Regions from separate parts of the Homo sapiens genome. Here region 2 is linked to region 1. Evidence: chromatin loops called from intact Hi-C (ENCODE). Cell type or tissue: heart right ventricle. All regions are shown on one strand. Links, peaks and the distances in the headings refer to the core of each region. The heading gives the core; the rest is flanking DNA.

Region 1 (2,918 bases), core at 93-2,592:
TGAGAACTTCTGTGAATCCGTGCTGACTAACACTGGATGGTACTTATACTGATTGTGTTCTTGGTATTCCAAAGCCAAGTCAGACCAACCTGTAAACCAAATGTTTTCTTGTGGGAGGTAGAATTGCAAGGGCTTGCCAGAGCCAGCGCTTGCTGGGAAGTGAGCTAGTGCAGCTCTCAAACTCATCCGCTTTCTCCCCAGAGCTGCTTGATTCATGCTGGTTATCTTGGAGACAAAACTAAAGCTTCTGGTAGAAGTTGGATTTTATTTATTTAAGACTATTAGAGGACCGAGATTAGAGGGTGTGTGGCCAGATCGGGTGCATGTTCTATGCAGGTACTGGGGATTCAGTAGTCAAGACAGCCCCGCTCCCTGCCCTCGCAGACTTAGTCCAGAGATGACACTAAAGTGTGGTCATTACCATCCTGCAGGGTGTCCTGGGGGTTTCAGAGACAGGCTCCCTTAAGGAAGTGGAGTGATGTCTAAGGGATATAGATGATGATCCCTGAGGGACATAGACTGCCCCTAGGTGATGAAGGTGAACGAGTTTGTGTCTCAGATGGAAGAAACAGCATACTCAAAAGGCCAAACATAGGACATGGCACAAAAGGAGTGGGCAACCAATGACCAAGTGTGAGTCGGGGAGCAGGGTTGGTTGAAGGAGGAGATGGTTGATAGGAGCAGGAGCCAGGCAATGGAGATCTTGGAAGTTGGATAAGATTCTGGACTTGATTCTAGAGCAGGGTTTCTTGGCTTTGGCACTACTTACATCTGGGGCTGGATAATTGTTTGTTGTGAGGCAGGGCAGGAGGCTGTCCTGTACATTGTGCGATGTTCTGCAGCATTGCTGGCTGGGCTTACAACATACCAGTGGCGCCTCCCAGTCATGACAATCAAAAACGTCTCCAGTCATTGCCCAGTGTCCCCTGGGTGATGAAGTTGCCCCCTGTTGAGAATCATTGCTCCGGGGCAATGGGGAGCCACTGAGGGGTTTTGAGCAGCAGCTGATAGCAGGAACTCTGCAGTCTTCATTGCTACAGCCATTTCCTCTCCGCCTTGGGCTGAGCTTCTCGTGAGCATCAAAAGTTGTAGGAGAAAAAGAGCTGATGTGCCTTTCTGCTATGGGTATTTTTCAGAACTGAAACTATTAAAACTTTCCTCTTCTGATGAATTGGTATTCTTACTTTTATAATATAAAGAACCCTATCCTTTTCCCTCTTTGCTTTGGTGACCAGAGAGCTTAGAATTACTGTTTCTACTCAGTTGCATGGGCCTCTCTGGATCGGTGTAAGTCTAAGTTGCCTACCCAGGCCCAGCAGTTTGCAGACATCAGTCAAGTAGAGGTGGGAGGGCGGGGGCGGGCGCCACAGTGCCTGGAGGCTGCAGCTCTCTGTCTTCCCTCCAGAGGGCAGCAGGCCCTCAGCTCCCACTATGGGGCCATTGAATCTTTGGATTGTTCAAGAAACACAGGAAATCCAGATTTCTATGTAAAACCTCCCAAGTTTATATATTGGCAATAAATTCAAATGTTCAAATGTCTGTAAGACAAGTACCAGGCCAAATCAAATTGTCTTGGGGCTATTTTCTGCTCGAGGGCCAGTTTGTGACCTCTTTTTTTTTTTCTTTTCTTTTTTCTTTTCTCTCTCTTTTTTTTTTTTTTTTTTTTTTTTTGAGACAGAGTCACTCTGTCACCCGGGCTGGCATGATCTCAGCTCACTGCAACCGCTGCCTCCCAGGTTCAAGTGATTCTCGTGCCTCAGCCTCTCAAGTAGCTGGAACTACAGACACCTGCCACCACACCTAGCTAATATCTGTATTTTTAGTACAGATGGGGTTTTACCATGTCGGTCAGGCTGGTCTCGAACTCCTGACCTCAGGTGATCTGCCCATCTCAGCCCCCAAAGTGCTGGGATTACAGGCGTGAGCCACCGTGCCCGGCCTCCAGTTTGTGACCTCTTGATGGGTGTTTTTTGTTTTGATTTTTTAAAAAACATGTATTTTATATATACACACACATATATAATTTCATTTATTTTATTGCTTTGCTTTTTCCATTTGCTTCTGTTTTCATTGTTTTAATTTCATTTTGGGGGAGGAGTAGGGGATTGTGCTAGGGTATCTTCTCTTCACTCTCCCAGATCCATCTTGCAGCTTCCTCCACTTTGCTCTGTGTCCTGGGAACGATCAGGCTCTCTTGCTCTGTGACTTATGTTGGGAGGCCCTGCCAGCATCTGCAGGTGGGAAGGAAGTGAGGCTGGAATACAGATTCTCCAGCCCACTCCCTGCTGGGGAGGCTCAGGTCCTGGCTCAGGGCAGACAGCCTTGCCTCCAGCTGTCCTCTCCAAGCTCTGGATTCTGCTCCTGGTCCTGGTCCTTCTAGGGCGGGTGAGCTGCGGAGCTGTGGCATCTTCATCCTCACCCTGTTGGTTTTCCTCAACCCTGCCTGGATCTTCGTGCATAGCCCCTTCATTAAGCTTCCCTCAATTATCTGACTTGAGGGTTTTGTTAGCTTCCTACCAGGGCCCATGGCTACTAAAAAATAAGTAATTTAGTGCAGAACACAGGAAAGTTGGGGGGTTGTTTATATGAACAAAACATAAATAATAGACTGGTCTCAGAGGATGTGTATTGGCCGTAAGGACGGGAAACCATAACTACATCAACAGGGAACGTGCCTAGATTCCCATTCATCAGATCAAATCTGCTTCACATGACGTGATTTTGAACCTTGACTTAAAGTAGCTCATGCCATTTTCATGTAAAACTGTGTTTATCCTGCAGGAAAAAACATGGGAAATGTGCCCTAGAGGTGAAATGTGTGAGGAATGTCTCAGGAGCCTCATGATTGCTGTTCTCAGGAGCCTGTTCTCATGATTGCTTATTTTCTGTCTCCTTTCCTGGCTTCTCTTTGGCCTCTC
Region 2 (2,918 bases), core at 283-2,782, 120 kb after region 1:
TATATGCTATCAAACATAATCACCTTAAAAGAACATATAGAACTTTGCTGGTGACATTCTGATGAGGCATATACTCCATTAAACTGTATTTGTTGCCATGGAGATCAGAAATCCTACATGACTTAAATTATAATATCATGGCAACATCTTCAAGTATAGCAAAGCCATGCACAGAAATAATGATAGATCATCCTTGATTGCCATCTGAAAAATGATATAAATCTATGAGATACTACTGTTTGAAGCAATGGGTTCCCTTATCTAATTGTTGTTTTATTTCTCCCAGGCTTTTCTTCTTCTTTTTGCTGCTGCACTCCCAAAAAACTCATTGATATTTCCTAAAGCAGATGTTTGTATTGCAGAGACAACCATTCTGGCAGAAGCTTTCTGTTCTCCAGCATGTCATGCTGGAGGAGAGTGCACCAATGATTTTGGCATACACCAAGGATAGCAAATTGGTTTCGTTTTAGGAGCCAACTCTGATGGAAAAATAAAGAATTCAAAAAGCTCTATCTTGAAAAAGACAAGAACTGGGTTGATGAAGAAAATGCAGCATTTATCAGAGCTATCCGACATAGGAAGTGGAGAATGGTGGCACATCTGCCAAGTTAACGGCAATAACTTTATTCCAGGGGTGAAATGAAGTCTTCAGATATTTACTAATGTATCAAGGCAAATTGGAGATTTTGAGTCAACAGGAAAAGTTGATTCTTGATGGATCTCTCTATTAAAAGAAGACAATGATCCATAAGAAACTATATTGTCAGTGCTTTTCTCTGTCATTTGTCCAGAATTAAACTTCCACAAATGTGTAAATAACACAGCCTGGTGGTAAACTTTCTAGTTACTCTATGATTATTTTGTATAATACACACTGAAGGGACTGACACATATCTCACATTTCAAAAGTCCTATGAGATTCAAAAGCAGGCAGCAAAGTCTTAAATAGACACATACTCAGTAAGTTTTACAAACTGTTTTACTGTAATCTTCTAAAGAGTTAAGTGATAGAGATAAACCTGGAAATCCAGTGATGAAATCTTTATAATACAGTTTTTCCTCTTTTTTTCAGGGGTATGAATTTTTTACCTCTAATACTGAAGTTTACTCCACTAGTACTGCTGAACACCTTAAGCTCAAGGAGAAATTACCCACTTCTAGTAAAGTTGTTTCTTGCCTTCCTCTGTTTAAATTTGAAAAAAAAGCATAGAATTCTTAACCAATTCTGTTTCCTGATAAAAACAACATGTATGTTACTTATAAACACCTAACTTCATTCTCTATAGTAAACAGTTCAAGTACTATACATTCATTCTTATGTTCACTGAATTAAGAGGCACTGAGGATCAACAGAGACACAAACAAACAGTTCCTGCCCTCTAAGAGGTCATAGTCTAGGCTAAATGGGTGAGATAAATTCAGGAATGGGAGAGCTTCACAGATGTGGCTGCCTGGCATCTGAGGAACAGAGTGCCTTCAGGACTCACTGAGATCCTGCATGCAAAAGCCACAGAGCTGGGGCTGCACCCCCTGTTGGGGGATAAAGGGAGCACTCAGAATGTGCCACACACTGGCAGTACTCAAAAATCATAGGGATATTAACTAGTTTCTGACTTACTTAAGAAGTCCCCTTTCAGGGGGAATGAAAGTTATTTGACTGTCATCTTCAATGCAAATCAAAATATTTTATAAAACAAGGACTAACTTCACAAGAGTAATAGTGCTAATAAAAGATGACATTTTCTTTTTATAATTCCCTCTTATTTTTCTCTAATCCATTCTACTAACCCTACCTTTTGCTTTCGTCTATTTCTATTAATACCAAGTTAAACTAAAATGGTCTTTCGTCAATGGTCTATCATCAAACATATTTAAAATAATAAACATTGTTCAGATTAGCTTTAAATTAGTATCCTTAAAACCCAAGGGTTTTTTCTTTTTTTTCTGCAGATACTATGGGGTTTTGAGTTTTTAAATTACAAAATTCTTAAGCTGCCTATTTTAGGCAACTGAGGCATAGCACACTAGTTTAAGTGCTAAGAGATCAATATGGGATAGAACCTTCTATTTTCACTGACACAAAGATCATTTACTTCCTGTAGCAGAGCCTAGCACAGGCAATATTACTTCCTTAAAAATGCAACATGGATGTACAGTACAAAAACTGCATGGCAAGAGAAAACACACTTTTCAATTGCTGGGCACAGATACAACTTACTTCTAATAAAGAATGTGTACACATATTAACATGTGTATATATTTTTTAATAGATGGAAATGGATTTTTTTCAAATCTGATTAATTGCATTTTTGAAAAGCTGTAAAATTTTATAACAGTTTAAACAAATTCTAATGAGTCAAGTAAGAAAGAAGAGATAACTAAGCTGAAGACTAGAAGGCTGAATAACATCAAGGAGACCAAATGCATCTTAAAGGAGAAGTATCAAGGCACAGAGACAGTATCGAAAACTTTTAGCTTTCAAAATAGTTCCTTTCTTTCATTATTATTAATTTAACTTGATGTATTAAAAAAGCGAACCTAGCTTACATTGAAATCTGAAAATCACTCTAATTCCAATTATTATTCTAAACGATGTTAATTTATAGATTTGGTGGTATAACAAAACTAACTTTGCTTTGTCTACTATCTTCCCAAGTATTACTTCCTTGACAAATCTAGATGTTTGTGTATTACTTTTACTAACTATACTGTATTCTTCTATTAACAGACACTTGGTTATGCCACTCCCACCCCCTACTTTTTTGGCAGTAACCCTAACGATGTTCCCATTGCCAGTGTAAAATTATGCTCCTCGCCCATCCCCCAAAGCCCTGATACATGCACCATATAATTTCCTTGGGATAAAATCTCAAAAGTAGAATTATCAGATCAAATCATGCTAACAGATTTATTGTTCT

The links. Hi-C counts contacts between places; a loop is a spot of excess contacts. Peaks named below come from ENCODE experiments on the same cell type or tissue, not always from the same donor. Only the 100,000 strongest peaks of a DNase experiment are listed, where the experiment ranks them.
Region 2: it touches region 1 in a loop (2.2-fold over the local background); 9 of 110 quality-filtered maps call a loop at or near these places.

The regions. Positions count from the first base shown.
Region 1 is chr13:26,495,276-26,498,193 of GRCh38, reverse strand. No RefSeq gene overlaps it. Among named protein-coding and RNA genes, the nearest start is that of WASF3, 61 kb to the left of the region's middle. RefSeq lists a silencer at 1,315-1,484. In heart right ventricle, for the core only: a CTCF peak has its summit at 1,411 (motif pointing right); a DNase peak (open chromatin) is centred at 1,393; H3K27ac peaks cover 318 bases.
Region 2 is chr13:26,375,821-26,378,738 of GRCh38, reverse strand. The region is part of intron 4 of CDK8 (cyclin dependent kinase 8); the gene reads right to left. Among named protein-coding and RNA genes, the nearest start is that of CDK8, 120 kb to the right of the region's middle. In heart right ventricle, for the core only: a CTCF peak has its summit at 1,534 (motif pointing left); no DNase peak of the experiment used is centred there.